Linked DNA regions of Homo sapiens: all the other regions are linked to region 1. The links are chromatin loops, found by intact Hi-C in ENCODE. Cell type or tissue: psoas muscle. All regions are shown on one strand.

Region 1 (8,000 bases):
TGTCTGTTGTCTGTTGTCTGGGTGGTGATTAGAATATTAACATCCCTGACAGGGTTCTCTCCTCTCTCTGTGGAATTTATTTGATCCACTCCTGTGACATTTTGCACATTAACTTGGGCAGGACATGGACATCGTAAGGGACCACTTTATAAATCATTTTTCCAGATTAAAATATACATTCCTTATATTAAAGTATAGGGCCCAGTATTTTGGAACACGTTTCCGTTCACTTTAAGTTTAATTGATTTTTCAGAGATAATAAGGGTGTTGTGCCTGGTGTGGTGACTCACGCCTGTAATCCCAGCACTTTGGGAGTCCGAGGTGGGCGGATCACCTGAGGTCAGGAGTTCAAGACCAGCCTGGCCAATGTGGTGAAACTCCATCTCTACTAAAAATACAAAAATTAGCCAGGCGTGGTGGTGGGCACCTGTAATCCCAGTTACTTGGGAGGCTGAGGCAGGAGAATGGCTTGAACCTTGGAGGCCGAGTTTGCAGTGAGCTGAGATCGCACCATTGCACTCCAGCCTGGTCAACAGGAGCAAAACTCTGTCTTTAAAAAATATATATATATATGTGTATATATATGTATATATACACACATATATATGGGTATTGTGTGGAAATGGTCTGAAATTAAGCAAATATATTTCTTAGTTAATATTTCTTAGTTAATATTTGTCTTTTTCACTTGAATGATTTCCCTGTTCATAACCCCTTCTCTCCAATATAAAAAAAGATGGGGAGCAATTGGGTTTCTTAAACCCATTTATTAAAAATGATTTGCTTTTTGTATATGTGAGGTTATCTAATAACCACTAACTCTGTGGTCTGAGGGTGATTGGGAAGAGGATGTATAAATAAAGAAGGTTAGGAGTGAGGCTCCTGGTTCTGAATCAAGATAAATTTCCCATGTGAGGACCCCTTGGGCCTGTCATCCTTACCCAACAGGTTCCTTTAAAAGATGAAGTGGTTATAATTCCCTAAGGTATAGCTTGTGCTGAATCAGTAATGGGTAGAAGCTGCCCAAATACTGCAGACCAGTATGTAGCATGAAGCAATGCTTTACTGAAAGTAATTGAGGAATAATACCTGATGTATTTTACTCCAGTGGTGGTGTGTTTGAAAGACGTGTAGACTCAGTCCTTTCAAATAACCTTTGGAGGTCTAGTTGCCAATATTCAAAGCTTATTCTCTGAGAATGATAAAAGATATTCTGCAAAACAAACTTCTAACTCTTGTTTCCCTCCCTAAAAATATATTTGGAAATATCATAGATGTTGTCAACTTTTTCATGAGCGCCTCATGTGAAAATTTTAGGAAATCTTGTAATACAGAAGAAAAACTTCTTCAGTATTCTGCCTTAGAAACCAAATTAGATTAAACTTTAAAATGATTTTTAAAATATCACCTTATAGGATACAGGTTGCATTAAGGGCTGTAGACTATCAGTAAACCTGCTTTTTCAGCTACTTGGCAACTTGCTTGGAAATGGCCACTTTCTTTTTTCAGGTTATTGCTGAATCTGTTATTGTTTGAGTGGAATTATGTGAGAGAAGTCTAAGGTTTCCAGCTGATTCTAACAATTTTACTACTCTATTCTGCATAATTTTAAAATCTACTCTCAGAACTATCTGAATATCTGTTAATTTTTATCCTGGAGTTTAACTAATCATCATGGTGTGTGAAGTACCCAGGTATTAATTATTCGTTATGCTTTAAGCTCTATAGCTTAAAAAAAAATCATGGATTTTTAACAGCCCATTTCCAATCTGTCATGTTAACCTTTCCAACTCACTTTAATAATTTTATTTTCCAGGAGGCAGCCCAATATGGCAAGAAGGTGATGGTCCTGGACTTTGTCACTCCCACCCCTCTTGGAACTAGATGGGGTAAGCTTTTAAGATACTCTAGAAGTGATGTTGCCGAAGTAGTTTTCCCCTGGCAATAATCTAACTGGTTCCTAAAGCCTAATTAAAAAAATCAAAAACTAAGTTAAAGAAAAAACAGCCCCAAAACATATATATCTTTTATTTGAGCCAAGTTAAAATGGATCAGGTTAAATGCTAAAAATTTAGGTTCTTTGGCACAGAGTCAAGAAGTAAGAACCCTGTCTACAAGCTATGATTTAAAGGTAAATATTTGAGTAATCTAGCATATATAGGGGCTTAATAACTGAAAATTTAAACTTTTCATATGTGGATTTGTTTTAAATCTACCTCCTACATTCAACAAGAGTTGGAATCAGATACCCTACTGTATAGCCCTTGCTGCTTCTGAGTCTTGATGAATTATATGTTCATAATATTTACTGAACATTTATTATGAACCAAGGCAATGACGATATAGCAGTGAACTCGGCATATTCAAAGTTCATGCCCTTGTGAAGCTTATATTCTAAGTGGGGAGACAAAAGATACCTAAGAACTTTAGGAGTTGTGGTAAGCGGTATTGAAAAAATTAATATAGTGGCATAGAGAGGAAGTGGATAAAGGAGAATTTAACTTCGAGAAGATTATCAAGGAAGACATCTGAAGAGGTGACATTTAGAAGAGGCCAAAGAATGAGAATGAGCCAGCTGTCAAAAGGTGAGGCAGAACCTTCCAGGCAGCTTCTCTTTCTTTGAGGATAGCACATACAAAGGCCCTGAGGTAGGTAAAAGTCCTTCATGGTTGTGGCATGGATAATGGGAGCTGGAGGTGGTAGTGTGAGATGAGACCAGAGAGGAAGGCAGGTGTCACTATTGAGGGCTTTGTAGGCCAAGATGAGGAATTTGGACTAATCAAAGCATATAATTTGGACTAAATTGGACTAATCAGAGCATATAAATGAGCCTTTGAAGACTCTAAGGCAGGGGAGCCATGTGATAATATAAGATTTTTTAAAGATTACTTGGCTGCTTGCATTAGAAGGAACCAAGAAGCAGGAAGTCCAGATAAGGCGATGTCACAATTTCTGATTCATCCATTCAGCAGATATTTAATGTGTCAATCTGTGTCAGACACTGCTCTTGGTACTAGGTATATCCCTTCTGACCTGTGGAGCATATACTCCAGAGTGACAACTGGTAGTATTCTACTCAGAGGACTTACTTTGAGCTGTGAAGTCTGTTGCCATCTTTCACTCTTATGTCATTTTGGTCACCTGCCTGTGTTTTGTTCTAATGGAAACAAGCTGTCACCATATTCTTTAAGCTTAGGGATACTAAACCTATTTTTAGGGAGCAAGGGAAGTCATGCATCCTTTAAAAAACCAAGTGAATGCTGTAGGCCACCTCCTTAAAAAAATGCACATATACACCAAAATTTTTTTCTTTTTTTTTTTTTTTTTTTTTGAGATGGAGTCTCGCTCTGTCGCCCGGGCTGGAGTGCAGTGGCGCTATCTCGGCTCACTGCAACCTCCACCTCCTGGGTACAAGCAGTTCTCCTGCCTCAGCCTCCTTAGTAGCTGGGATTACAGACACGTACCACCATGCCCAGCTAATTTTCTGTGCTTTTAGTAGAGACAGGGTTTCACCGTTTTGGCCAGGCTGGTCTCGAACTCCTGACCTCAAATGATCCACCCGCCTCGGCCTCCCAAAGTGCTGGGATTACAGGCGTGAGCCACCACGCCCAGCCAATATACACCAAATTTTATATGCAGTTTAAGACCCACTGCACTCTAATCATCCCCAGCATAGCAACCCCTTTATCAGTTACCTCTGCATAGATTCAATGGCAAGTGCAGATGCTGCTTGAATTACAATGGGGGACTACATCCTGATAAAATCCTTTGTAAGTTGAAAACAAGTCAAAAATGCATTTAATACACCTAACCTCCCGAACATCATAGCTTAGCCTGGTCTACCTTAAACATGCTCCGAAAACTTACATTAACCTACAGTTGGGCAAAATCATCTAACACAAAGCCTATTTTATAATAAAGTGTTGAATATCTCATATAATTTACTGAATACTGAACTGAAAGTGAAACACAGTATGGGTGTATGGGTATCAACATAAAGAGAAAAATCGTAAGTCGGGTCGTCTGTATAGGGTTGTGTACATAGTAAGATTTCAATTTCTGGCATCTTTATCAGCAGTCAGTTAATTTTGTATCTTTGAAGTATACGGAAATTGTGGAAATCTGCCCCTCTTTTTGTTTTGTTTTAGGATGATGTTACCGTGTTTGGTATGTAAGGGTCTCTGAACTTATGGATGTTGTAAGAGTTAGGAATAAACTTTATTACTGACCACATTAAGCAAATATAATACAATATTTCTTAGAGTTGTAATAATTGTTGACTTTGTTCTTTGAATGTTTGTAAGGCTTGGAAAGCAGGTTATAAACTGATTTCTCAATGTTGTTGTAGGTCTCGGAGGAACATGTGTGAATGTGGGTTGCATACCTAAAAAACTGATGCATCAAGCAGCTTTGTTAGGACAAGCCCTGCAAGACTCTCGAAATTATGGATGGAAAGTCGAGGAGACAGGTATGAGAGGGAAAAGCTACTCTTCTGTTTGTGCTTTTGGGGGTTTGAGCTGCAATTTTTGTGATGCGTCGTCCATTTTCATGAAGATAGCAAATAGCCTAGTTGTTTTTATTGTTTACATTTTTGATGGATATAATCACTGGAGTTATCCTTTGTCAAGTATTTACATAGTTGTTATGGTAACAACAGATACTGCATTTGGACTATGGTATTTCTGTAATATAAAATTAGAGTTCTTTTGAATATATTGTCATGTAGTATTTGTGAGAAATCATACAATGTTTATAATTTGTAAGGAAGTACTAATTGCATTTGCTTTCTTTCATGTTGCATTTTTCTCCCTCCAAAGAAGTCTGTTTCATGAGCTGATGTTTGTGGGGGGTGGGGGTTGTTTGTTCAGGAGGGGGTGGTTAGGCTTTGTTGGATTAAAACTATTTAGAGTACCCTAGAAACCCTAGATGAGTTTAAGAGATTGGAATTGTTAATTTTATTTTTATTTATTTATTTATTTGAGACGGAGTCTCACTCTGTCGCCCAGGCTGGAGTGCAGTGGCACGATCTCAGCTCACTGCAAGCTCCGCCTCCCGGGTTCACACCATTCTCCTGCCTCAGCCTCCCGAGTAGCTGGGATTACGGGCGCCTGCCACCACGCCTGGCTAATTTTTTGCATTTTTAGTAGAGGTGGGGTTTTACCATGTTAGCCAGGATGGTCTCGATCTCCTGACCTCATGATCCACCTGCCTCAGCCTCCCAAAGTGCTGGGATTACAGGTGTGAGCCACCGTGCCTGGTGGAATTGTTAATTTTAGAAAGTAGATTGCATTATTTAGTAGAAGAATAAAATGAGATCTGGCATAGCTTCCTGGCTAATTTATGACATATGTCACTCTGTTGTGAAGAGTGAAACTCCAACCCCTATGTGATTTGAGGTTTGAGACCTATGCATTATGGAGCATTTGAGGGAAAATATTCCAGCCAGTAGCCAGGATAAACATTTTGTGGCTTTTTTGGGGTTTTAATTGTTTATTAAATGTAAAGATAAGGCATAAATGTATACTTGGAAAAATTTTGCTCTCACTCAAACTAGTTATGCTTCTCTTGTTGATGCTTTTACTTCCTACTTAAAATAATAGTACCTTTTCCAAGTCTGGAATCTTAGAAAATCACTAACTTTTAAAGTTTTATAATGTTGGGGTCACATTGTTTGCTCAGACCCTTAAGAGAGAGAGGGATATAGGAGGAAATTTTGTAAAACATTGATAATTACTGCAGCTTAGATGATTAGCACATGTGGGTGAGCTATATACTATTCTATTCCACTCCTAGCAGAGAAACAGCAAGTCCTGAGCCTTTTGTAGTGGTGGTAGACAGAGGCCAGGCAGGGAGGTTAGTCCAAGCTTCCTGCAGCCTTCCCTACCCACAAGCTACCTGGTCCTCTAGAACCATAACCGCAGTGGCATCTGCAGTTACTTTTTTTTTTTTTTTTTTTTTCAGTTGAACCAATTTCTTAAGGTTTGCTCTAATTCTAACATTATGATCATATGAATTCAATATCCATGATCTATCTGTTCTCTTAGAGGCTATAAATCAATTTTTTGTGCTGTCATTCCCACTTCCAGAGGCTGGCCAGTAAGTGTTATAAGCCTATTTTCAAAACTTACTGTATAGCCAGCCAGGATCATGCCTGTAATCCCAACAGTTTAGGAGGCCAAGGGGAAAGGATCAGTTTGAGACCAGAAGTTCGAGACTACCTTGGACAACAAAGCAAGAGCCTGTCTCTACAAAGAATAATTAGTCGGGCCTGGAAGCCCTCTCCTATAGTCCCAGCTTCTCAGGAGGCTGAAGCAGGGGGATAATTTGAGCCCAGGAGTTCAAGGCTGCAGTGAGCTGTGATTGATTGCACCACTGCACTCCAGCCTGGGCAACAGAGTGAGACCCTGTCTCTAAAGAAGAGATTATTGAGGCTGGGTGCAATGACTCATGCCTGTAATCCCAGCACTTTGGGAGGCTGAAGTCGGCAGAGCACTTGAGGTCGGGAGTTTGAGACCAGCCTGGCCAACATGGCAAAACTGCGTCTCTACTAAAAATATAAACAATTAGCTGGGCATGATGGCCCACACTTGTAGTCCCAGCTACTCTTGAGGCTGAGGCACGAGAATAGCTTGAACCCTGGGTTGAGGGGTACGGAGGTTGCAGTGAGCCCAGATTGAGCCACTGCATTCCAGTCTGGGCAGTCTGGGCAACCAAAGGGTTGATTTTTATCCTTTGAAATTTAATATTACTTTAGTGTCCTGACTTAAAGGATTAATTTAATTATGACAGAATCAAAAAGAATAAAAAAGTTTTCTCTTTGATAAGATATGGGAGTTTGGAGGAAATGTGATAAGACTCTTAAAATCCTGTCTAAATGAATAGTCAGTGAATTTTTTCCGTAAAAGGCCATATGGTAAATATTTTAGGATTCTTGGGGCATAGGGTCTCTAGTAGCTACTTAACTCTGCTTATGTAGTGTGAAAGTAGCACTAGAAAATATCGAAATAAATAAGCATGGCTGTATTTTAATAAAGCTTTATTTACAAAAAGCTGATGGGCTGGATTGGCCCATGGTGCAGTTTGCCAGCCCCTGACATAAACACTGTTACTAGTGTAGTAACTCCATACTCGGCTACATCAGAATCTCTTGGATTTTCTTACAAACACAGAATCCTAAGCCTTAATATATCCCAGAAATCAGTAAAATTCAAGTTCGTTTCTAGATAAAGAAGGAAAAAGTTTGTGTATTGTTATTTTAGTTTAAAATTGTCAGGGGATCTGTCTTGTATTATTTAATTGTATTAGTCTTATAAGAGAATACTTGAAGATGAAAAAGTGGCATATGTGCTCAAAATGGAGGATTTGCCCTTTCAGATTGCCTTTTAGAGCTCTGCTCCCTGTATTTCACTTGAGTGGTTATTGAGAAATGATCTTTGCCAGCAGTTGAAAAGCCAAACAAGATTTTGTTTTATTTTCTTATACAGTTAAGCATGATTGGGACAGAATGATAGAAGCTGTACAGAATCACATTGGCTCTTTGAATTGGGGCTACCGAGTAGCTCTGCGGGAGAAAAAAGTCGTCTATGAGAATGCTTATGGGCAATTTATTGGTCCTCACAGGATTAAGGTAATTGTGTGACATCCTGACTAGCTTTTTTTTTTTCTTTTTTCTCTTTTTAAAAGCTTTGGTTAGAAAATGTTAAAGTATTATAATAAAAGTAATAGCCACTGTGACCCAGACTATCCAGTTTGGTGATTTTGCTATCATATCATCCTATGGGGCCTTGTGTGGAGGTATGGTAAAGTGTAAGTATGCTGGACCAGACCGCCTGGTTTTGAGGCTTGGCTCCAGCACTTACTAACATTGTGACTTTGAGTAAGTCTGTTAACTACTCAGTCTTAATTTATCCTTTTTACTATATTATTGTCCTCATTATGAGGATGAAATGAGACAATGTAGTGAATGGCCTTTGTTAACTATGAAGTTTACAATTCTGAGG
Region 2 (8,000 bases), 830 kb after region 1:
CAGGCTCTTCATTCTATTTCTGTGGCCAAGGTATGCAGCTTATTATGTATTTAGCATAAGTATGTTATCTTTTTTGTTTGTTCTTTCATTGTTTTATATGTGTTTTCTGGTTTAACCTGTTTATTCCATTCCTTCAAACATAATATGCTCGGTTATTTATCTCCATAGTATTTTACAATTTTTACTTCAAGTTATTGGCATTATCTTTACTGTGAAATTGCAGCATGTAATACATTAATACACTTCTAAAAAGACATTGCACTTTTGAAATTGATGCATCATTTAAAAAATGATTTCTTAGTAAATTAACATGGAAATTTTAAAGTATGCCTAATACATTTGCTGTTTCTGACAGTACTAAGGGATCATATTACAGAAGTAAAGTATAAATGTCAGAAGCTTAAATGGGGAAAGTATTTGTGTATGCTCTCTTAAATTGAATCATGGAAAAGATAATCAAGAAGTTTTTCTTCTGAGTCTTTTGTTACTGCCTCAGAAACAAATAGTTTTCCTGTTTTATTTTTAAGAAAAGAGTGATTTCTGACAAAAAATACAGCGAACAGCGTCTTGATGTGCTCTCTGCTCTAGTTTTGGCTGAAAACACTCTAAATGGACCAAGCACAAAGCAACGGCGACTTATTGTTTCTTTGGCACTAAGTGTTGGCACACAAATGGTAAGTGTATTGCTATTACTTATGGAACAGAAATGAGATCTGAGATTTCACAGTTCCCTTGTTACTGACCCTAGAAACCTTTGACTGCAACTTCTCTGCCTTTTTTTCCTGTCCCTGATAGAAAACATTTAAAGATGAAGAACTCTTTCCACTTCAAGTAGTCATGAAAAAACTGGATCTTATTAGTGAACTTAGAGAACGGTAAGTAGGACTGGGATATGCTGTGGTACTCCAAAGACAGGGTTAATAGAAACATTGATTTTCTTTTTAGCATAGCAAGAGAAGAAATAAAATTCAGATCGAGCATTAGTTCCTTTCTGTAACTTCTTTAGCATGACCAAAATGAGATTGTGACTAGGGATCATATTTATTTAGCTTTGCTTCTACAGGAAGCATGTAGCCCCTAGAAAAACTCACATGAGAAAAAGCAGTGCAACCTCAGAGCATCTGGCCGACTTTGATGCATATCGTGATTATTATGTTGGGTATCTTTATTGGACTTAAATTGCTGTATTATAACAGGGCTTCCTCTATTTGTGTGAGACTTAGCAATCCATGATACGTAGTGTTCTATGATTTTATTTTAAGACACGAATTTGAATTAACATTGTTGAATTAGTTTTTGGAAGGCTTATTTTTGTAGCTCCTTCTGGCTTTCTTGTTTTCTTTTTGTTGAGTAAGCGTAAATTTCTTGAAGGGAAATTTGAATTTTGGTTTCCAGCTGAATTAAGGTTACAGCACAATTTCCATTTAGTATTCATATTTATAACTTACTTTTTTGTTGTTCTGGAGAAGCTGACATTTTTCTTGTTATTGGCATTTAATTTTCCACTCTTGGAAGAAATATTGAGCCTTTTTCATTATAAGATAGTTAATGATCATTCTGTTGCCCTTTAAGGTGTGAAATAGTCACTTGGCAAAGATTGTAGACATGTTAAGTGTGGGTTTTTTTTTGGGGCGGGGGGGGTCACAATTTTTTTTTTTTAAAAGATTTTTCTTTCCAACTTAGAGTCAGGGAAAATGGAGCATGTGATGCAAGTATTTAAGTCTAGTCATAGCAAATAATATTGAAAATGAGTTTGTTTTTATTTACCAAAACCAAAAATGGTCAATAAATGTTTATTTTAAACTCTGATATTTGAATATTATGCATATCATTTTTCAAGTATGGTTTACAAAAGCATATGTGCAGAATTCTGACAATGTCAGGCATTGGAGTGTTTGTTACCTTTGTTTCATTTTGATAGTATTTCTTTTGTGACTTTTCTATACTATGTTGGGTTAAGTGATGTAGGGAATGCGAACTGTGTAAGATGGAACTCTTCCTTCTGTAGTAGATGTCATTCCTTTCATATTGTTTTGGGATTCTTCAGTTTTGGTGTGACTGATTACTACTTTACATTGTAGAGTCCAAACACAATGTGACTGTTGTTTTTTATACTGGCATCGAGCTGTCTTCCCAATTTATTTAGATGATGTATATGAAAATGCTGTTGATGCAGCCAGATTACATGTAAGTAAAGAACAATATAAAGAATAATTCTATCATTTTAAAAGTCACTGTGTAAACCGTTTTAGTTTAAAATAGATCATTTGATTTAATAAACTTTTAAAATTGACTGTTTTGTAAACTGCATATTCATAAAGTGTTTATAGTCTGTAGTTAAATTTTATGTTACTGTTAACGAAGTTAATTTATTTAATTTCTTCCTTCATGTTCCTAATCATTTTCATTTCACTTAATTTTAGTTTATGTCATAGTAATCTGACATTTACTCATCAGCAAATTACAATGCAAAAGAAAAAATATTTTTAAGAAATATTCATATTTTTCTTTATGGAAATAAGTGTGTTTAAATGCACAAGATAGGAAAGGACTAGCGAATGTGATTTTTTTTGGGTATATTTAGTTAAAGTATATGCTTTAGGTTCTTTTTCTTTAGGAAAGTTAAGACAGTTGTGGAAAATCATTTTTCCTTCAGATCGAGGTTTTGTCTTTCAAGATAATTAACTTTTGCAGTATTGTTTAGATTAGAGACCTGGTTTTTCTAAATTCATGTACATTTTAATTTTCTTCTTAGTACATGTTCAGTGCTTTGCGCGACTGTGTACCTGCTATGATGCATGCAAGGCATTTAGAGTCCTATGAGATACTTCTGGATTGCTATGACAAGGAAATTATGGAAATTTTAAATGAGGTAACATCATATTTGAGATTGAAAAGCTTAAAACATGTTTGGAATGTAGTGTTTGGAAAAAAAATGTTCGATTGAAGCAGACTCACTGAGTTAAAATTATTTATAAATTGCTGGGTAGAACAAAGAACTATTTTTAGTTACAATATCACTGTTGTGCTAATTGGTCTGTAATTCATTTATTTAGAAATCACACTAGGAATTAGGAGATTTTAAATTTACTTTTGTAAATAGATATTTTAATTTAAAGTTGTTTATTAGAAGAATGCAAATGTGAAATGGTTTTGAATGTTGAAAGCTGCTAATGGTCCAGTTAAAGCAACTTAACCATTAATATTTTACTGAATTTTATTTGCAGAGCTCCTGAGAGAAGGAAATTATATATTTAAAAGATTTAGTGTGTAACAAAAGTAATTTGAATCCAATATGTATGCCCCTCCTTTTGTTAAGGAAATATGTATTATAAACACTGATATCTTTAAAATTAAATTTCCATTTAGTGATATTTTTATTTGGAGGGAGGAATTAAAAATGAGGAAATTTCACAATATAATCCTACCTGGGTTTGATGAAATTGTGAAAAACTTTTTATAATTTCTTGTATTACGTATTCTTATTTAGGAAATAAAATACATGCCTGGATAGTAATTTAGAACTCCTTGGTAGACCAGAAAAGATGATTAATTTTATTACCTTTAGCACAATGAATTTTGTGATTTTTTTTTTAACAGTTATTACAAGGAAGCTTTTTTCTTTTCTCTCTTGCCTGTTCTCATGCCCTTTCCTCCTTTGTTGCTGGTTTCCATAAATTTTATGCTTTAAGTTGCATATTCATGTTCCTTATGATGGTACCATCAATCATTAGTTTTAGATTTTCTTTTCAAGAGTATTAACCTTAAGGTATTGGTGAAAATAAAGACTTAGAATTTATGTAACTGCTTCTGACCAAAAAACTATTGGTTTAAAATGGAGCATAGACATGTAGGGAAACAATACAATTGCAATATCATTTTGAAAAATTAAAGTATCAAATCTTTTGTGAATAGCATTTGCTGGACAAATTATGCAAAGAAATAGAGAAAGATCTGCGACTTTCTGTGCATACTCATTTAAAGCTGGATGACCGAAACCCTTTCAAAGTTGGCATGAAAGACCTGGCTCTTTTTTTCTCTCTGAATCCAATTCGGTTTTTCAATCGTTTCATTGACATTCGGGGTGAGTGTTTTGCTTTCCTTCTTAGAGTCATATTCTCTTTTTTTTTTTTTTTTACCCTACTGTTAAACAAAACTTTGAGGGTATATTTAAATTTTGTGTTGTTATTCTTTAATTACATTTTGTTTCTTTTCTCATTTTTATTAATACCTTATTTTAAAGGAACAAATCTGATGTTCAAGGACAAGTTGTTGTTTTTTCCTTTTAGGTTTCATTTCTTTTCCTTTTCTACTGTTTCACAAGTTGAATTTTTTTTTTTTGGTAGCTTACGTAACTCACTACCTAGACAAGACTTTCTACAATCTAACAACTGTAGCCCTTCATGACTGGGCCACTTATAGTGAGATGAGAAACTTAGCTACTCAGCGTTATGGACTGGTTATGACAGAGGCACATCTTCCCAGTCAGACTTTGGAACAGGTATAGTATAAAATGTTTTTTTTAGCATACTGTGACTGTTGGCTGTAACAGTACTTTTTAAGGAAGTCTTTTTTCTTTTTGCTTTAGTTAGTATGTGCTTATTTTTTAAGAAATTATTTGCCATATAAAATCTTATACTTGACAACAGTAAAAAATTAGGTGCTGCTAAATTGCTTTATAAAGGAATTTACCACCGGGGTCCTGCTTATATTCAGCCTTCTGTTGAGCATTCGAGATATACATATATATTTATATTTATATACAGCTTTTCAGAAACACTAGAATAGTGAAGTGACTTCTGTAGAATTTTAAGAAGTTCAAAGTCACATTTAAGGATTTTAAGCCTGGTTATAGTATATAAAATTTAGTATCTTAGGAAAAATGGTTAAATTTACATGATTACAAATGTGTTTTTTGTTCTTAAAATGAGGAGTATAGGAAAACATTTAGCTTTGCTAATTCAATTAGTTAATGTACAGTATGGCATTGTCTCATGAATGTAATAATTTATGTTATCAGATAATTTGCGTGGAGTTCTCTTTAAGATGATCCAGATAATATTTACCAAAAAACATTTATTCAGTTCTAAAATTTGAGGATTCTAGTTTTCCCTTTATCTTGCTGCATGTAGGGATTATTTCTAGGATCAGTTTGTATATCCTTTCATTTATTTTGTATATCCTTTCATTTATTCATTTATATATCTGATATTTATTGAGAACATGCTAGGCACTGAACTATGTTTAGGAATACAAAGATAAATATAAATAGTCCCAGCTCATGTAATATCCTCTGGGAGAAAAAATGTGTAAACAAATTTTTAGATTAGAATATGATAAAAGTTATAATAAAAACTTAAAAAGGTATTGTGATGCTCCTTTGAGCTCTAATTAGAAAAAACTATGGAACAGTTTATATGATACCATTGGGTGTTAGAGTAATATCTATTTAAAGAATGAAGGATTCTTAATAGAAAACTTGTACTATTTAAAAGGGGTCTGGTGTGATCAAAAGAAGCATAACAGTTTGGAATTAGACTTTCTAAAGTCCCAAGGCCCTGCTGCTGCCTAGCTATTTTGCCTCAGAGAACAACTTCCTTAGCTTCTTTTTTGTCACCTGTGGAATTTAGAAGAATGATACCTCATATTTTAGAATTACATATAAGGAACCTTGCAAAGTACCTGAAAAATAGTATGTATTTTATGAATGTCACAGCACATTCTGACTACCTTTTAGAATCTGGCTACTAGTTTACTTTGTAGAAAAAATGTAGAGAAGATTGTTGAAGAGACAAATATTCTCAAGGCTGGTGGGGAGATGACTGTGGGTCATGGATCTTTTAATATTTAAACTTAACTGTTCCTGTCTGCACAAAAGATAAAGTAATAAGCAGCCAGGTTTCCCTAAGGAGATAGTCTTGATTTGTCTTTTAACGTTTGATCGTACCTTTTATATAGTTCTTTAAAATAACTTAAAAATTATTAGGAAACAGTATAATCAATAAGTCATTATGCTGATACAAGTTTAACTGATTATTTTAATGAATTATAATAAAACTTGTATGTGTATTATGTTGTAGGGCCTTGATGTTTTAGAAATTATGAGAAACATTCATATATTTGTGTCCCGATACCTCTATAATCTCAACAATCAGGTGAGTAGGGTTTATAAATTTTTTTTTTTTAATGTAGGTGGAGATAGTTGGAAGGCTGAGGGGCAAGGAATTGATTTTTATGGGTGAAAATTAAATGAAACAAAAAATAATTGTTTTCGAGGCCTTGTTTATTTTTTTGCCTTGATTATACCAGTTGTGTATCTTTTATTCGAAATGTTTAGGACAAGAAGTGTTTTGGATTTCAGATTTTTTTTTGGATTTTGGAATATTCGTATCATATACCACTTGAGGATCCCTAATCTGAAAATCCAAAATCTGAAATGCTCCAGAATCGTAAACTTCTGACCACCAACATGACGCTCAAAGGAAACGCTCATTGGAACATTTTGGATTTCAGATTTTCGGATTAAGGATACTCACCTGTACTGTCTTGATTGCATTTTCAATTAAATTGTCTTTAATGAAATAGATTCTAAAATTTTCTTTGGATACCTGTTTGACCAGTGTTTGCTATGGGTTGCGTTGTTACTGAGCATAAATTTGTTTCATTGCAGATTTTTATTGAACGAACAAGCAATAACAAGCATTTGAATACTATTAATATTCGGCATATTGCTAATTCAATTCGAACACATGGCACGGGAATTATGAATACAACTGTAAGAACTTTTCTTTGGGGGTTGAGTGGGTAATAGACCCGTTTAATAGCTTGGAACGTGGTTTTCTCATAGAATATTGCGGTAAACATACACTACTAGTTTATATTTTACATGAATTTCCATTTTTTTTCTGGTTAGTAATTAAAATGTCTGGTCCTAAAATTGTGTTGGATGTGATGGGAGCTGTGATACAAAAGACACTTTAGGGTAGATTACCATCTCAGAGCCATCATTATAAATAGTGCTAGATATTTGAGGACATCAGCACATTAATATATGTGTGTGCACACATATATATATGTTTATCTGTGTTGATCTGTGATCCCTGAAAGTTTACTTTTGAAAGTCAACAATAGATAGTAATTTACTTAATGTTATTTATGCCCTTTTTGGGGCAGGGTTTGCTAATTATTTGATGTCCATATAAATAGGAACTTACTAAAAATATATTGAATCTTCTTAGAAATGGGCATTCACCGCTTGGCGTGGTGGCTCACGCTTGTAATCCCAGCACTTTGGGAGGCTGAAGCAGGAGGATCACCTGAGGTTGGGAGTTCAAGACCAGCCTGACCAACATGGAGAAACCCCATCTCTACTAAAAATACAAAATTAGCCAGGCGTGGTGGCGGGCGCCTGTAATCCCAGCTGCTTGGGAGGCTGAGGCAGGAGAATCGCTTGAACCTGGGAGGCAGAGGTTGCAGTGAGCTGAGATTGCGCCATTGCACTCCAGCTTGGGCAGCAAGAGCGAAACTCCATCTCAAAAAAAAAAAAACAAACAAAAACGAAATGGGCATTCACTTGAAGGAATTATTTGAACTCGTATGCTATTTTTCTGTCTGTGGAAAAAGAGAAGTCTTTGAATTTACCTGGTTTTCAGAGCACAGTTAATTTCTCCTTTAGGGGAGAAGACTGAATGCTTAAGTAGTACAGTATTATTAAACACATTTGGAGTAGGGAATTGGGAGAAAATGGAAAGTTAAGTTGGGATCATTTAAGTATACAGTGGAAAAGCATTGAAGATTTTGAGCCAATGAGTGATATGATTGGAGCTCCATTATAGTGGGGTTATCAATATAGAAATGAAACATACAATTTTAAATTCCAAATGAAGAGTCATCCATGTAATGATCATGTTTGTACCTTTGAGGATAAATAAAACTGAACTTTTGAGAGTAAACTCTTCCTTGACTTCTATCATCTATCAAATATTCATGTAACAGATGTG
Region 3 (8,000 bases), 810 kb after region 1:
AATCATTTGGGTTTCAATGGGTAAGGTTATTCATAGGTCACCTATCATCATAGCCCTACCCATGAGTGGGATATAGGCAAGAATACTATTAGGTTGGTGCAAGAATTATTGCTGTTTTTGTATCACAGTTACTTTTGCACCATCCTAATAGTATGCACAAAGTAGTTCTCTTCTTGGGAAAGTGGACTTGACGCTCTTAAATTTTAAATAACTAGAGCCTTAATAAAGATAAATATTAAAATTCCAAGATCATCTGCTCCTGTATGTATTTGAAATAAGAATAAACTATGACAAAAAGGAAGTTTTTTTTAACTTGGTTGTTATTTTATTATAGGATTGCACCCAAAATTATAGAGACAACTGGAGTTCATTTTCAGGTAAAAGACATTTAGCTTGACCTGTAAAACTGTAATTATTACTATATTTTACTTTGGAGTTTGTATGGTTGGAGAGTATGACAGTCATAGGAACACTCTTAAAGAGGCGTGTGTGTGTGTGTGTGTTTGTGTGTGTTTGCATTTGTTCTCTTTCATCTGTGAAGTTGATGAGTCATTATTGACCATTATCAGTGTAACTTAGTTTTTCCCAGTAGTGCCGTAATGCAGATTCTCTAAATGATGTCTTTGGACAGTGAAATAAATCTGCAGTATTGCAACTAAGGATGAAATTTTGTTCATCTTAAAAAGAGAAAAGTATTCTCTATTTAAGACTAAAAGACAAATAGTCCTTTCTGAGGATCCAACCTGTAGCTGAATAAATTGATTTACCCACTACTTTTACTAATTCAGTAATCAGCCCAAATGATTTTACTTTAAACGTCTACATGAGGCTTAACTTCTAACTAGTGACTAAATGATAATCATTAAAGGTTTTTTGACAGACTATGTATGAGCACTTGGGAGAACTGCTAACAGTTTTGCTCACCCTGGATGAAATTATTGATAATCATATCACACTGAAAGACCACTGGACTATGTACAAAAGGTACACCAATTAAAATATTTTAAAATGTTTCTTACTTTGGTTAATGTATTTGTGTTAGTAAAAAGTAAACAGATATAAATAATACAGATTTTCTAAAAGACCTGGGGATTGATATTTAGAAGGAGCTCATATCAAATATTTTTATGACTACAGTAACCATTCTTTAATTTCACATGAGTTTGTTGGGACGAGTATAATACATCTGTATAAAGCATCCTAATTCTTATAGTAGTAGAAAGTTAATTTGCCTAGCTTAGGACTCAGATTTATTGTTTTCCTTGGGTTCTATTCAGGTGACAGTTTTTTCTTCTTTTTCTTTGTTGAGACAGAGTCTCACTGTGTTGCCAGGCTGGAGTGCAGTGGCGTGATCTCGGCTCACTGCAACTTCTGCCTCCTGGGTTCAAGTGATTCTCCTACCTCAGCCTCCCAAGTAGCTGGGACTACAGGCGTGTGCCACCATGCCCAGCTAACTTTTGTATTTTTAGTAGAGACGGCGTTTCACCATGTTGGCCAGGATGGTCTCCATCTCTTGACCTCATGATCCGCCCGCCTTGGCCTCCCAAAGTGCTGGGATTACAGGTGTGAGCCACCATGCCCAGCCCGACAGTTTTTCTTTCCTGAGCTTGGTTTTATTTTATTGTATACCCTGAATTTTTTTTAGACCATGGTTTATTTTATTCATGTTCTGAGTACTTATTAAATGTCTGGTATGTACAGATTATGAGGCATTTTGATTGAAGATGATATTAAAAAGCGTAAGAAAATCTATTAGGATTGTTGTGTTCAAATTTTCAAATGTGTAGAGCCAAACAAGAAATATAAATATAAAATTTTGACTTCCAGGAAAATTTTTAATTTTTAATTTAAGAATTTATTAGGTAGATTTAAGATGTTTCTCTTAATTTTCCTCAAGGTTACTGAAATCTGTCCATCACAATCCTTCAAAATTTGGAATTCAGGAAGAAAAATTAAAGCCATTTGAAAAGTTCTTGCTGAAGCTAGAAGGGCAATTACTGGATGGAATGATATTCCAGGTAAGTAGGTCTGTATCAGACTGTAACAGTGGGGCTCATATTAGACGACAAAGCTCAGAATTATAGTAGGACACTTTTATAATATACTGTTGAATATAATTTTCTTTAAAAAGTGCTTTGGCTTAAAATTATTGTTACAGTACTAAAATATTTCTGTATCTAGTAGCCAACAAAATGAATAGTATATTAGTTGTATTTGGAGCAAGAGTTTTAGAAAAATTATGTAAATGGATAAAAATATTTGAGGATTAACATCTAATCTTAGTAGTTAGGTATAGGCATATCTTGTTTTATTGCATTTCGCTTTATTGCATTTCCCAGGTAATTGCATTTTCTACAAATTAAAGGTTTGTGGCAATCCTGCATCAAGCAAGTCTTTCATCGTCATTTTTCCAACAGCATGTGTTCACTTTGTCTCTGTGTCACATTTTGGTAATTCTTGCAATATTTTAAACTTTTTCATTATTATTATAGCTGTTATGGTGATCAGTGGTTTCTGATGTTACTATTGTAATTGTTCTGGGGTGCTACAAATAGTGCCCCTGTAAGATGATGAACTTAATCGATAAATGTTGTGTGTGTTCTGACTGCTTTATCAACTGGCTAGCTCTTGTCCTTTCTCCCTCTCTTCAAGCCTTTTTATTCTCTGAGACACAACCATATTGAAATTAGGCCAATTAATAGCCCTACAGTGGCCTCTAAGTGTTCAAACGAAAAGAAGAGTTTCATGTCTCTTAATCAAAAGCTAGACATGGTTAAGCTTAGCTAGGAAGTCATATCAAAAGTAGAGATAGGGCCGGGCGCGGTGGCTCATGCCTGTAATCCCAGCACTTTGGGAGGCCAGGCACGCAGATCACGTGAGGTCAGGAGTTCAAGACCAGCCTGGCCAAGATGGTGAAACCTTCTCTCTACTAAAAATGCAAAAATTAGTAAGGTGTTAGGGCAAGCGCTTGTAATCCCAGCTACTCGGGAAGCTGAGGCAGGAGAATCGCTTGAACCTGGGAGGCAGAGGTTGCAGTGAGTCAGGATCACGCCATTGCACTCCAGCTTGGGCGACGAGGGAGACTCCATCTTTTAGGGGGGTGGGGAAAGCAGAGATAGGCTGAAAGTTAGGCCTCTTGCTGTGACTAGCTAGCCAACGTGTGAATGCAAAGGAAAAATTTTGAAGGAAATTAAAATGCTGTGAACACACAGATGATAAGAAAGTGAAACAGCATTACTGCTCATATGGAGAAAGTTTTGTTGGACTGAATTGAAAATCAAACCAACCGCAACATTAGTTTAAGCCAAAGCCTAATCCAGAGCAAGGCTGTAACTCTCTTTAATTCTCTGAAGGCTAAGAGAGGTGGGGAAGCTGTAGAAGAAAAATTTGAACCTAGCACAGGTTGGTTTATGAGGTTTAAGGAAGGAAGCTGTCTCCATAACATTAAAGTGCAAAAGCAGCAAGTGCTCATGTAGAAGCCAGTAAGTTATCCAGAAGATCTGGCTAAAATCACTGATAGAGGTGGCCACACTTAGCAACAGATTTTTCAGTGTAGATGTAACAGCCTTCTATTGGAAGATGCCACCTACATCTTTCATAGAGGAAAAGTCAATTCCTGGCTTCAAAGAAAGCCAGTGCCCATTTGCCATTCTGAAAATCTTAGGGCCCTTAAAAATTATATTACTCTACTCTGCCTGTTCTCTGTAAGTGGAACAACAAAGCCTGATGACAGCATATCAACATTGAGGCAAGACCCTTGGCCAGCAAAAAGATGATAGCTCACTGAAGGCTCAAATGTTAGCATTTTTAGCAATAAAGTGTTTTTTAATTAATATACTTTTTTTTAGACATAATGCTATTGCATACTTAATATACTATAGTATAGTGTAAATATAACTTTTTTTTTTTTTTTTTCGAGACGGACTTTCACTCTTGTTGCCCAGGCTGGAGTGCAGTGGAGCTATCTCGGCTCACCACAACCTCTGCCTCACGGGTTCAAGCAATTCTCCTGCCTCAGCCTCCCGAGTAGCTGGGATTAAAGGCATCTACTACCATGCCCAGCTAATTTTGTATTTTTAGTAGAGATGGGGTTTCTCCATGTTGGTCAGGCTGGTCTTGAACTCCCGACCTCAGGTGATCTGCCCACCTTGGAAATTGGTGTCACTCATGTTTTTGTGCTGGTTGGGAACTGAACCTATGGTTTCTGTGAGGTGTGCCTGTATTGTGTTTGCTGTTAACCTCTAGGTTTAGGTTTTTTTTGGTTTTGTTTTTGTTTTTGAGATGGAGTCTTGCCCTGTCACCCAGGCTGGAGTGCAGTGGCGTAATCTTTGCTCACTGCAACCTCCGCCTCCTGGGTTCAAATGATTCTCCTGCCTCAGCCTCCCGAGTAGCTGGGATTACAGGCGTCCACCACTGCACTCAGCTAATTTTTGTATTTTTAGTAGAGACGAGGTTTCACCATGTTGGCCAGGCTGGTCTCGAACTCCTGACCTCGTGATCTGCCCACCTCAGCCTCCCAAAGTCCTGGGATTACAGGCATGAGCCACCATGCCCGGCCAGGTTAAGGTTTTTAAGACAACCCTTAACAAGTCTGTTTAATTCTTCCTAGGCCCAGGGAATGTAATTTGGGTTTGCACAGTCTAGTATGGTAGCTTCTAACTACATGTGGCTATTTAAATGTAAATAAATTAAAATGAAATACAAAATTCACTTTTTTACTCACGCTAGCCACATTTCAAGTCCTTAATAGCCACATATAGTTAATGACTAGTTATATCAGACAGCACAGATACAGAATATTTCCATCATCACAGAAAGTTCTGTTGGAGAGCGCTGCTTTAAGCAGGTTCCACTCGAAATTGCATTATATTCCATTTATAATATACTTCAAGGTTACCTTTAGTTTATGTTTTACATGATCACAGTTTTTAACCGATTGATCTCAACTCTTGTTTACAGTTGACCCTTTGAATAACATGCTTTTGAAGTGTGCACGGGTCCACTTATATACAGATTGTTTTTCAATAAATGTATTAGAAAATTTTTTGAACATTAGCAACACTTTTGAAAAAAACTTGCAGACAAATGGCATAGCCTAGAAATATTAAAAAAACTTGAGGAAAAGTTAGGTATGTCATGAATGCATAAAATATATGTAGATACTAATCTATTTATGTGTTAATTGACTTATGTTATCCATAAGGCTTTTGGTCAACAGTGTGCTATTACTAGTTAAGTTTTTGGGTAGACAAAAGTTATATGAAGATTTTTGACTGCACGAGGGTCAGTGTCCCTAACTTTATGTTTAAGCGTCAACTATATATCAATTTAAATGTTAGTTCATTAGGTTAAGAAGATAATTTTTTTGTTATTGATTCTTTTTCCAGGAGACATTTCTATACATGCTATAATAAAGTGCTAGGAAAGTAATTGTAAGCAGAAAACATAAATTCTACTCTTAAAAGTGCAAAGTAAAATAAAAAATATGCTTTATCTTTTATACATCTCTGAACATCGTGTGTATCTCTTTATACAGGATTATAGATTTGGGTTCAATTTTATTACTTTCACATAACTAGTACCCAAATATATAAATACATATATATTTTTCATTCACAAAGATCTAAATATTAGATTAGATTAAGAACCTGAGCTTTAGTTTTAGTAAAATTTAAATGATGAATATAGAAATTTATCATACACTGTATTTAGTGTATGATATTTAAATGTTTAATCGTTTATTATTGAGAGTCTGAATTTCTCTTTCAATGTTTCCTGTCTAGGCCTGTATAGAACAACAATTTGATTCTCTCAATGGAGGAGTATCTGTGTCAAAAAATAGTACTTTTGCTGAGGAATTTGCACATAGTATTCGGTCAATTTTTGCAAATGTAGAAGCCAAACTTGGTAATGTAAATCGCATTTTTTGGTTTTTGTTTATAAAATTTGCATTTCCTTAAAAGCATAATTGAAGTATATTTGTTCTGCTTTCTCTTATGTTATTGATTTGTAAGGAGAACCTTCTGAAATTGACCAGAGAGACAAGTATGTTGGAATTTGTGGACTCTTTGTATTGCACTTTCAGATTTTTCGAACTATTGATAAAAAGTTTTATAAGTCTTTATTGGACATTTGTAAGAAGGTAAGAACTTGAAACTTATTTTTCAATTTGAGCAGATTAAAAAGATTGCAGATAAAACTAAATATTTTAAAATGCATTTTATTCCTGTTTACAAAAATAATTTAAAAGTATTCACTTGTAAAATTCAAGTATTCCAGAAATAAGTAACTTAGTGAATGAAAATACGTCGTATTTCTACATCATATTACTACATATTGGTAGATGGTGTTCAGATTTGTTCCTGTACAACTTCTCTTAGTGCTACTAATACTACTTTTTTCTTTTCCTTTTCTTTGCCACTGATTTTCATTACTGAAGATGAAGAAATTTAAAATATATTTCTTTCTATGTCTTTGCTATTTTCATAATGTGGTATCTGATTTCAAAATTGAAAGATTAGTTTGTGTGTAACATCAAGTGATAGTAACTATGATAACCCAGCCAATTTTTTAAAAAACTTATGTACTTAAATAGAATGAAACTAAAAGACATGAAGATTCAAGTTTCTATTGTTGCATTTTTTTATCTGACAGTCCATGAAAGGGTGTTTTGTGTGTGTGTTATTTAATATTCAGGTGAATAAAATTGTCATGCTCAACACCAGATGTAGAAATGCCTTAACTCTGCCACAGTGAAAGATATTTGTCTCATAATATATTAATAAGTATTTTTTGTGGTTATTTTTTCTTGAAATCAGTTGTCTTCCATGTGTATTATAGAACTTTTAAACAGCTTGTTGTTTAGCCTGCATTTAATGAATTTTCCCCTTTTCCCTTTTCTGTTTCAGGTACCAGCCATCACTCTAACTGCTAATATTATTTGGTTTCCTGATAATTTTCTGATCCAGAAAATACCAGCAGCTGCCAAACTGCTAGACAGAAAAAGTCTTCAAGCCATTAAAATACACAGGGATACTTTTCTACAACAGAAAGCTCAATCACTTACCAAGTAGGTTTTATAAACAAGTATAATGAAAATATTTAGATATCCTTTATTTTCAAAGATTATACTAACACTTAATGTATAGTACCATTTGAATTATAAGATTAAATGTACTTGATAAGTAAGGGTCAGGCAATCTCCAGGAGATTTGTTTTCTAGAAGTTTTTTGTAAAGAATATTTTACACTTAAAGTCAATTTAAGATGTAGACAGATTATACTTTATGGATACAAATGCGTACATACATAGTTTTTATCATCTGTGTTAAATATTTTTTGTCCAAATGAAGTCTCAGATTTTGTTGCAGTAGATATCATTTGATGACATTAAAAACATTCTGTGTCCATGGTGATTTTGGGAGAGGTTGAGTTTTTCTTGATGTGCTTCCTTTTTCCCCCTTCTTTTTATTTTTATGAAAATAGTATATGCATGTATATAAAACATCAAAAAGTGCTAAAGCTTAAAGGGAAAGATAATTCTTCCCAGTTCCTTCCTGTATTTCAGTCTTGCTCTCCAAAGGCACACTTTTAACTCTTTGTTTCTTCTTTTTTTTACATCCTTATTTTTTGTATACGTCCTTATTTTTTATCTCTTATTGTGTAAATTTTCAAATATACGTAAAGTAGAGAAAATAGTATAAAGAGCCCCTACGTTCCCATCACCCAGCTTCAACAATTAATTTATTGCACATTCTTTCTTGAGTACATGGCTAAAATCACGTTAACTTGGATAAAGCTTTTGAGTGAAATGACACAGGACTCTGCCACTAGCCCCATGCTGGTGACAGATTTTTGTTTGTGATATGGCTAAAGATGTAATGGGGATACTTACCTACTTTCTGTTGATTTTGACTATCAAAGGGAAGTTGGATCACTACTATACATTGGGGGAAGGAAGATCATGTCATTTTTAGTACTGCCATGTCCTCTGATTAAAGT

Evidence for each region. A loop is a pair of places that touch in the nucleus more often than their neighbours do. Peaks named below come from ENCODE experiments on the same cell type or tissue, not always from the same donor. Only the 100,000 strongest peaks of a DNase experiment are listed, where the experiment ranks them.
Region 2: it touches region 1 in a loop (3-fold over the local background); 3 of 110 quality-filtered maps call a loop at or near these places.
Region 3: a loop joins it to region 1, with 2.9 times the contacts of the local background. A loop is called at or near these places in 4 of 110 quality-filtered maps.

Annotation. Positions count from the first base shown.
Region 1 is chr12:104,311,429-104,319,428 of GRCh38, forward strand. TXNRD1 (thioredoxin reductase 1) reads left to right here. Exons shown (of 17, transcript NM_001093771.3): 6 at 1,817-1,889; 7 at 4,349-4,468; 8 at 7,485-7,627. Among named protein-coding and RNA genes, the nearest start is that of EID3, 12 kb to the left of the region's middle. In psoas muscle, no CTCF peak of the experiment used is centred here; no DNase peak of the experiment used is centred here; H3K27ac peaks cover 781 bases.
Region 2 is chr12:105,140,372-105,148,371 of GRCh38, forward strand. It overlaps WASHC4 (WASH complex subunit 4), which reads left to right. Exons shown (of 33, transcript NM_015275.3): 16 at 1-30; 17 at 528-674; 18 at 796-875; 19 at 2,082-2,187; 20 at 2,756-2,872; 21 at 3,916-4,084; 22 at 4,347-4,501; 23 at 6,081-6,155; 24 at 6,671-6,775. Among named protein-coding and RNA genes, the nearest start is that of WASHC4, 37 kb to the left of the region's middle. In psoas muscle, no CTCF peak of the experiment used is centred here; no DNase peak of the experiment used is centred here.
Region 3 is chr12:105,120,221-105,128,220 of GRCh38, forward strand. WASHC4 (WASH complex subunit 4) reads left to right here. Exons shown (of 33, transcript NM_015275.3): 8 at 335-377; 9 at 881-984; 10 at 1,898-2,018; 11 at 5,784-5,907; 12 at 6,015-6,142; 13 at 6,909-7,069. Among named protein-coding and RNA genes, the nearest start is that of WASHC4, 16 kb to the left of the region's middle. In psoas muscle, no CTCF peak of the experiment used is centred here; no DNase peak of the experiment used is centred here.